2 separate regions of the Homo sapiens genome follow, and region 2 is linked to region 1. A link is a contact called in ENCODE Hi-C or POLR2A ChIA-PET data. All regions are on one chromosome and are shown on one strand. The core of a region is the stretch at or near the end of the contact, and the rest is flanking DNA. Distances in the headings are between cores, read along the strand shown.

Region 1 (4,055 bases), core at 750-3,249:
GATCTCTGGCAGTTACACATCCTTGGAAAGATGCTACATTTCTGAGGTTTGTATGTGGGTGGGTGCTTTTTATCTACTATTTGACAAAAGGCACTTAATGGATCAGAAAATGGCTCTCTGCCTTCTTAACAGGGTTGGAAAAGAGCAGAGGGCTAACAGATTTATGAATCACAGAATGGTAAATGAGGACACTGATCTACATTGAAAATACCGAAAATCTGTGTTTTAAAAAGTCACACATCACTCTGCTGTTTCCAAAACTACTAGTATGAAGGTAACCATGCCCAATCTTTTGGGGTTCTGAAAGTTTGACCATTTCCCTCATATGTTCCAGCCTGGGCAGACGCCTCTATGTTTACAAAACACAATAAAGTACTTTTGCCTTTTCAAAGTTTAAAGAAGCATACAGCAGGTGAACTGATTAACACGTGCTTGAGGCCGGACATGGTGGTTCATGCCTGTAATCCCAGCACTTTGGAAGGCCGAGGCAGGAGGATCACCTGAGCCCAGGAGTCCAAGACCAGCCTGGGCAACACAGTGAGACCTCATCTCTTTTTTAAAAAAATTGTTTATTTTCACTTTGGCTCTTCTTTGACATACTTCTTTTTTTTTTTTTTTTTTTTTTTTTTTCCAGACGGAGTCTTGCTCTGTGGCCCAGGCTGGAGTGTAGTGGCGGATCTTGGCTCACTGTAACCTCTGCCTCCTGGGTTCAAGCGGTTCTCCTGCCTCAGCTTCCCCAGTAGCTGGGATTACAGGCGTGCACTACCATACCTGGCTAATTTTTTTGTATTTTTAGTAGAGACGGGGTTTCACCATGTTGGCCAGGCTGGTCTTGAACTCCTGACCTCAAGTGATCCGCCTGCCTTGGCCTCCCAAAGTGCTGGGATTACAGGCATGAGCCACCATGCCTGGCCCATTGACATATCTCTTTATATAAATTAAAAATTTTAATAAATAAAACAAAAAACATGTGTTCAATTCCTGACCAGGTATACTGTTTTCTTTTTCTTTTTTTTTGTTTTTTGAGATGGAGTTTCACTCTTGTTGCCCAGGCTGGAGTACAATGGCGCAATCTCGGCTCACCACAACCTCTACCTCCCGGGTTCAAGTGATTCTCCTGCCTCAAACTCCTGAGTAGCTGGGATCACAGGTGTGCGTCACCATGCCCAGCTAATTTTGTATTTTTAGTAGAGACAGGGTTTCTCCATGTTGGTCAGGTTGGTCTCGAACTCCCGACCTCAGGTGATCCGCCTGCCTTGGCCTCCCAAAGTGATGGGATTACAGGCGTGAGCCACCGCACCCGACCTTTACTGTTTTCTAGAGTACTACTAAACAATTAAAAAAGAAGAGAGACAATAACAGAAATGTCCACAGAGGAAAAACTAAAATATATATATTTTACACAAACACATATACAATCTACACATACATACATGCATGCATGCAATATATATGATATATACATATCTGTATACTTGTGTGTGTATATATGTTAATGAAACTGCAAGCATAAATTTTCTCCCCTTAAACACTAATTCCTGGGTTTACATGTATATTTCGAACCTCCTTCCCCATACAATGGATTTTTCAAGTGCATCTGTCAGAGACAAAGGCTTCTAGGTACCTCATTCTCTGCACTATCCGGGGCTTAATCATGGCACTCGCTGTTAAGTATACTCAACTTTGTAGTGGGTAGTCATAGTAACGCTGCCAGTCCTTTTCAAGATTCTTTTTCTTCTATTCCTCTTCTAGCCTTCCTCCTATCTCAAAACAGCACTTAAAAATACAGAAAGCTGCTACTTGGTGAGTGGGACACTTTTTTGGACACTGCCTTAACTGGGAGAGAAAAGACAAGGGCAAGGATGTGGGCTATTTGCATAGCATTGCCTTGAACAATGTTTGCCGTAGTTGTGGGAGTTGGAAGGAGAAAAGAATAACTAAATAGAAGCTGTTAACTGTGCAAACAGCAGGGTGACTCTTCCAACCAACACTAAAGGGAAGCCATCTTTTGTCTATCCTGTCCATTCACAAGACGATCTCTAACGGCAGGATGGAAAAGGAAAGCATTAAAAGTATTACACCATGGCCTGCAAGCAGATCCTCCTTACAAATTGTAGTTGCTGAGAAACTGGCATGGAAGGTCATACATACACCAAGAGGATAAAGCCACCACGAAATATAAAAACATACATGTCTGTAAATGCATGAAAAAGTTCAGGATGAAAACTCCCCAAACTCAAAAGTGGGCATCCTCCAATAAGGAACCGGGGAGAGGGTGCTGGAGGTCCACAAAGAGGAAAGTTCACTTTGTAACTGTACTTATGTATTATGAAACATTTAAACAATGAGCATAGATTCATGTATTACTTGTACATTTATAAAATCAAATTTTAAAAGGCATGGCAGAGAGTTTTATGAGATTTAAAGTTAGAAGTATAAAAACCTAGCAGATTACCAGCACTCAAAGACTCAGAAAGAGACATAATCCTCAACAAGGCACATCAGAAGTCTCCTTTCACACTGCATTGAAGCAGATTGATTTCATGGATATTATATCCTGCAAGATTTTGGAACAAAACAATTCATGTGACAAACCCTGAAAAGTTTAGGCTACCTTCTATTTACAAACTTTTTTTTGAAACAGCATCTCGCTCTATTACCATGACTGGAATACAGTGGTGTGATCACGACTCACTGCATCCTCAACTTCCCAGACTCATGCCATCCTCCCACCTCAGACTCCTGAGTAGTTGGCACCAGAGGCATGTGCCACCATACCCAGCTAACTTATTTTTAATTTAAAAAATTTTTTTTTTGTAGAGACAGAGTCTGCTTATGTACAGGCTGGTCTCCAATTCCTGGGCTCAAGTGATACTCCTGCCTAGGCCTCCCAAAGTGCTGGGATTGCAGGCTTGAGCCACCGTTCCAGTCTCACACATTTTTGCTATTCTTCAGCACTGTTATTTAAAAACAGAGCTTCTGAACTCAAATGTAAAATTTAATTTTTAAAACCTCTAAGTACACTCAAGATTTCTAAAATAAAAAGATAATACCACCTTAATACACAGTCTTTCAAAGCTATAATATTTTATATACTTTTAGCAAATACATTACTGAGAGTTAAAAATTGGGTTGCTAAAGAGGCAGATGCCAGTCATCGTAATATTCACTAGGCATTGAGGTTGAGTCCATGTACCATTCTCGTAATTAAGAAGTCTTTTAAAAACTGTTTGGGGCCAGGTGTGGTGGCTTACACCTGTAATCCCATCACTTGTGAGGCCGAGGAGGGTGGATCACTTGAGTCTAGTTCGAGAGCAGCCTGGCCAACATGGTCTCTACTAAAATACAAAAAAAAAAATAGCTGGGGTGGTGGTGCGCACCTGTAATCCCAACTACTTGGGAGGCTGAGGCAGGAGAATCTCTTGAACCTGGAAGGAAGAGGTTGCAGTCAGCCCAGATTGTACTGCTGCACTCTAGCCTGAGCACAGAGTGAGACTGTCTCAAAAACACAAAATAAAAAAACAAAAACTGTTTGGTCTCAAGTGTTCATGTATTTTATTTTTATTTTTTTAAAAACAGGGTTTCGTTCTGTTGCTCAGGCAGGAGTGCAATGGTGCAGTCACAGCTTACTGCAGCCCTGAACTTCTGGACTCAAGTGATCCTTCACCTTAGTCTCCCAAAGGGCTGGGATTACAGGTGTGAGCCACCAGCACCTGGCCTGGTCTCTAATTTCTTAAATGAGTAGTCAAGAGAATCAAAGTTCTGATATCCAGATACATTACAGAAAGCAATATTCCATTGACTCTGCAGGGTAACAAGGAACTTTTTATTCATATCTAGAGTGTTCCTTTCTGTAAGTATGCTTACGTTCTAAAGCACATATAAATGTAACAGGTAAAAACAAAAACTCAGTCCAAAACAAAAAACTATTTTGAATCAATTTTATATTTAAATAAAACATGTAATAGTGATTTTTTTTTTTTTGCTAATATGAAATGTTCTCAGTGACTAATCTTTAAAAGCAGAGGAAGTGGGACACGTATATATTCCCAGTA
Region 2 (4,452 bases), core at 1,577-4,076, 2.5 Mb before region 1:
TCAAAGGCATCAAGTTGACGAAGAAAGAGTAAGGGAGAATAGGAGGACTTCATTAACCCTAAAAATGAGCACATCATTTCCATTCATATTTAATTGGCTAGAAGTTAATCACGGCCAGGCTCGGTGGCTCACGCCCGTAATCCCAGCACTTTGAAAGCCGAGGTGGGGGAATCACCTGAGGTCGGGAGTTCGAGACCAGCCTGACCAACATGGAGAAACCGTGTCTCTACTAAAAATACAAAATTAGCCGGGTGTGATGGCACATGCCTGTAATCCCAGCTACTTGGGAGGCTGAGGCAGGAGAATCGCTTGAACACGGGAGGCGGAGGTTGCGGTGAGCTGAGATTGTGCCATTGCATTCCAGCCTGAGCAACAAGAGCTAAACTCTGTCTCAAAAAAAGAAGTTCATCACATGACTATAACCAACTACAAGGAAAGCTGTGAAATTTAGTTTAGCTGTGTGCCCGGGAAGAAGAAATAAGTTTCATGGGCTAGTCAGTCCCTGCCAGAGGTTCTAACGGGGGGAAAAAAAGATAAAAATAAAAGAAAGTGACTTTACATGCCTTGTCCATTTTAATAGTTTTGAACCTTATCCTACTAGTGAAACAGGATCATCATTTCACTATTATATTAAAGAACAAAAAACTCATTTTCTTCCAAACAATGAGATTACTTTAAAGAGAGCATTTTTGGTAGCACAGCACGATAGACACAGAGACTAGACTGCAGAGGGCTGACAAGTCAATTTCAGAAAACAAAAAAGACACTGATTGTAGACACTTTTTTTTTGAGATGGAGTCTCGCTCTGTCGCCCAAGCTAGAGTGCAGTAGCAGGATCTCAGCTCACTGCAAACTCCGCCTCGCAGGTTCAAGCGATTCTCCTGCTTCAGCCTCCTGAGTATAGAATACTTTTTAAAGAAAGAAAGTTTGCTTGTGAAGGAAATAATTGAAAGCTACAGAAGAATTAGCTAAGGAACCAGAATTTGTAGAAGGTTGACAACAGAAAAGATAATAAATGCATGAGAAAGAGGGGTATTGGAACTAGAATATGTATGAAGAGTTTATCTCATATATGAACAGGGAGTCTCTCATTCGTTGATACTGGAGAAAAGGCAATCTCAGGAAATTTCTAGCACTTGGAAAATTGTGAAGTCTAAGTTAAAAGTCATATAATAAAATGGGCTGGGATTTAAAGATTGCGAAAAGTATTCAAGTGGAAAGGGAGAAAAAGATGCTGAAGAATATACAAAGTAGGAGGGAGGGATGCAGCTGAAATTATAAAATCTAAATCAGTAGTGGTGAGATACACAATGCAGTGCTCTGTTCTACACTGGAACTCAGCAACGACTGTAGGAGAGGAATAGGCAGATGGTTACCACTCCGTATATATATTTACTATAGCACTTATTACACTGTAAAGCCCCTGGAAACAAGAGACTTTGATTCCACAAATTATGCGCACAGTAGGCACATGATGAATTTTTGTTTGAATGAATTGATTTAGTCATTGCCAATTCTGCCTTGGTACTCTGTAGAGTACTGGCAACTGCCCACATTTCATATGGTATGCCAATGCTAAAAAGAAAAAAAATGCTAAAAAAAAAAAAAATCCAGGCATATTCAGCTAAACTAAGCAGTCTTAAAATGGCAACTATGTCAGCTGAGACATACTTTTAATCTTGTGCCAGTACATCTGTCTTTGATGTTTGCTTCATTTTCCGTATGCCACTATACTCCTACTAGACCAGAAAGGGATAATTCTGAGTTCAATGGGCTCCACTATCATTTCAAAAGTCCTGAAACTTCTTCAGACACCTAAAAATGAACCCACAACTCCCATAACAGCATTCCTTCCGAGAGAAGTATACAGACAACAATCACTATTTATGCTTGCTTCCAAGCTGAATCGAAGAGGGCCGGAAGAGCTAAATCAGGGTCATTCAGTGAATCGTCTACAAAGTCTGGCACAGACCACGCATCCTTCCCGTGTCTTCCTCCCCTTGGAAACTTGAGGTGTAAGTAATGATCTTAGACATCTCCTAATCGACTGCCTTCATATTACACACGTGTAAACTCAGGTAGAGGATGTCTATGAGCCGAGCTTAAACTCAGGTAAAGAAGGCTCTTTTCCCAACACGACGCCATCTCTCATGATCCAAAGCTCTATCTCTCGATTTGGCGGTGGAAAAAAATGACCAGGAATAAAACTACGTACAGCAGTCCAGAACGAGGCCCCACCTCCCGGATCTGGCGGACCGGCCTCCCGTCAGCAAAGTGTCTGGACCGCGCTTCCGCACCTCACACTGCCCGGGGCCGGCTCCTCTCCAGCCTCCCCGTACTCCCCACACGCCGCAGCACTGCGCGCCCGCGGGGCCCCAGACCCGGCCCTTGAAATCTCACTTTCGCCTTTCGGCCACCCGCGCGCCACGGCTCAGGCGACGGCTGATGGCGTCACTGCACTTCCGCCTGCGGCTGCGTTCTAATCACAAGCCAGGAAGGAAGAAGGGAGGGCTGCAGGGCTGTGTGTGCGGGAAATAGCGAGGAAAGAGAAGAAATCCGGGAGCTCGCGGGCGCTCTGGTTGCAATCGCGCCCCCCTCATCTGTCCCCGCCGTTCCCCTTCGGAAGCTGCCCCAGGCACACTTCCCCGCTTCTTTCCAGTCTCCTCTCCTCTGGTTCTCCCGACACCCGGTCTCCCTGTTACGCCTCACCCTCCTTCCCTTGCTCCCTCCCTCTCCCTCCCTCCCTCCCTCCCATCGTCAGGCTCCCCGCCCTTAGTATCGCGAGACGAGGTGAGAGCTGGCGGAGCGGCGGCGGCGGCGGCGGCAGTAGAGGTGACCGAGGCGGTGGCGGCGGAGGCGGCACCGATTGCTGTGTCGGCCCCAGTGCGGCCGAAGTCGCGGTAGAGCGTAGCCCCACGCCCCTCCCCCGTCCGCGCCCTCCCTCTTTCCCTGGGGATGGAGAAGGCGACGGTTCCGGTGGCGGCGGCGACGGCTGCAGAAGGAGAAGGGAGCCCCCCGGCGGTGGCGGCTGTGGCGGGCCCCCCCGCGGCGGCGGAGGTCGGCGGCGGCGTTGGCGGCAGCAGCAGAGCTCGCTCGGCCTCGTCTCCTCGTGGGATGGTGCGAGTCTGCGACCTGCTCCTGAAGAAGAAGCCGCCGCAGCAGCAGCACCACAAGGCCAAGCGTAACCGGACTTGCCGACCCCCCAGCAGCAGCGAAAGCAGCAGCGACAGCGACAACAGCGGCGGCGGTGGAGGCGGCGGTGGAGGCGGAGGTGGCGGCGGCGGCACCAGCAGTAACAACAGCGAGGAAGAAGAGGACGACGACGACGAGGAAGAGGAGGTTTCTGAGGCAAGGGCCTGGTTTCAAAGGAAGGAGGGAGGAAGGGACTGTAAGGGATAGGGGCCGAAGGTGGGAGGGGATTTGGAGTGGGACAGATTCCAGTGGGTTGATCTCTTAGGGGCCAGGCTTTCGACTGCCCCCTTTCTTCCCTCGGCCTAAATCGTGAGGTGTGGGAATGTGGGGGAGGGTAGCTGACACGTGGGGGTGGGAGGACCACGGAGTTCACAGAGTTGGTGAACAGCCTGTTATCATGGGATGGCTCACTTGGTTAAGGATGGAGGGAATTGGTTAGATTCCCTGTTTGCACGCCGGGGGGTGGGGGGGTGGTCTGCCTGGGGCCAGTAGGGCCACCTTAGTCTGAGGCGGGATCGGGATCAAAGCGGGAGGAGTAAAATAATGGGTAAATGAGTCTCTTGGGGACCAACTAGGAGGTTGATCAACTTCTCCCAGTTGTGAGGTGGAGGGGAGCAGTTTGAGGGGGGACGTAAGGTTGTAATGGACTCAGAGCTAAGTGTTTGTGTATGTGAGGGACACGTGAGAAGCTGTACTTTTCCATACTGTTCTGCAGGGTTTTTCGTAACTATCCTGGCTGCTGAAGTAACTTCATTTCCTCGATCTCCCAGGGATTTTCGATGAACTGATGCTGTATTTGTATAAATTTATCAGTAACTTTAAATAATTACAAATGACCATATACATTTGTAAGTGGATGAAAAATATATTTGATCCTTACACGTACATACATACATGCCTTCGAATGTTTCCTTAGTGAGTTAGAATTAAGCTAGGACCTGTTGTCCCGTAATATGGGACAGCCAAAGGGTAGGCTTTGGAGCCAGGCCTGGTTGTGGTGAGTTGGAATAGGAAGGCCTCTCGGTTTGTCCTAGTGATCTGGTTTCATAATAACTTTATAATTTTTCCTGGGTCCACAGACAGGCGGCGTTGCAGGACCTTATTCCTCACAGAAGCCCTTACAACCCAAAGGCTCAGTAAAACATACCATACTGACAACCAACTGAGAGTTAGCTTTACTAGTTATTAGCTGTTTTACCACTCTCTTGTCTCCTTCCTGAAATAGAATCTAGAAAAATCTTTATTTGGAGAGGGAAATCT

The links. Hi-C counts contacts between places; a loop is a spot of excess contacts on that map. ChIA-PET counts read pairs that join two places held with the same protein, here RNA polymerase II (POLR2A). Pooled maps may share reads with other maps.
Region 2: a loop to region 1 is called in a map of naive thymus-derived CD4-positive, alpha-beta T cell, with 4 times the contacts of the local background. The contact joins the promoter of ANKRD17 here to the enhancer-like site in region 1. A Hi-C loop is called at or near these places in 1 of 168 maps with a recorded cell type or tissue (naive thymus-derived CD4-positive, alpha-beta T cell) and 8 of 50 pooled maps. POLR2A ChIA-PET finds 5 or more read pairs at or near these places in 1 of 52 experiments (HepG2).

What each region holds. Positions count from the first base shown.
Region 1 is chr4:70,707,640-70,711,694 of GRCh38, reverse strand. It overlaps a transcript of RUFY3 not described here. Among named protein-coding and RNA genes, the nearest start is that of RUFY3, 12 kb to the left of the region's middle. Within about 2 kb of position 1,999, at least 2 of the 41 ENCODE cell types and tissues checked have a DNase peak (open chromatin) inside an H3K27ac peak, as active enhancers do.
Region 2 is chr4:73,257,172-73,261,623 of GRCh38, reverse strand. It overlaps ANKRD17 (ankyrin repeat domain 17), which reads left to right and starts at 2,826. Exons shown (of 34, transcript NM_032217.5): 1 at 2,826-3,348. The coding sequence starts at 2,956. It overlaps ANKRD17-DT (ANKRD17 divergent transcript), which reads right to left and starts at 2,458. Exons shown (of 5, transcript NR_187399.1): 1 at 2,216-2,458. RefSeq lists enhancers at 2,305-2,574, 2,177-2,773 and a silencer at 2,735-3,134.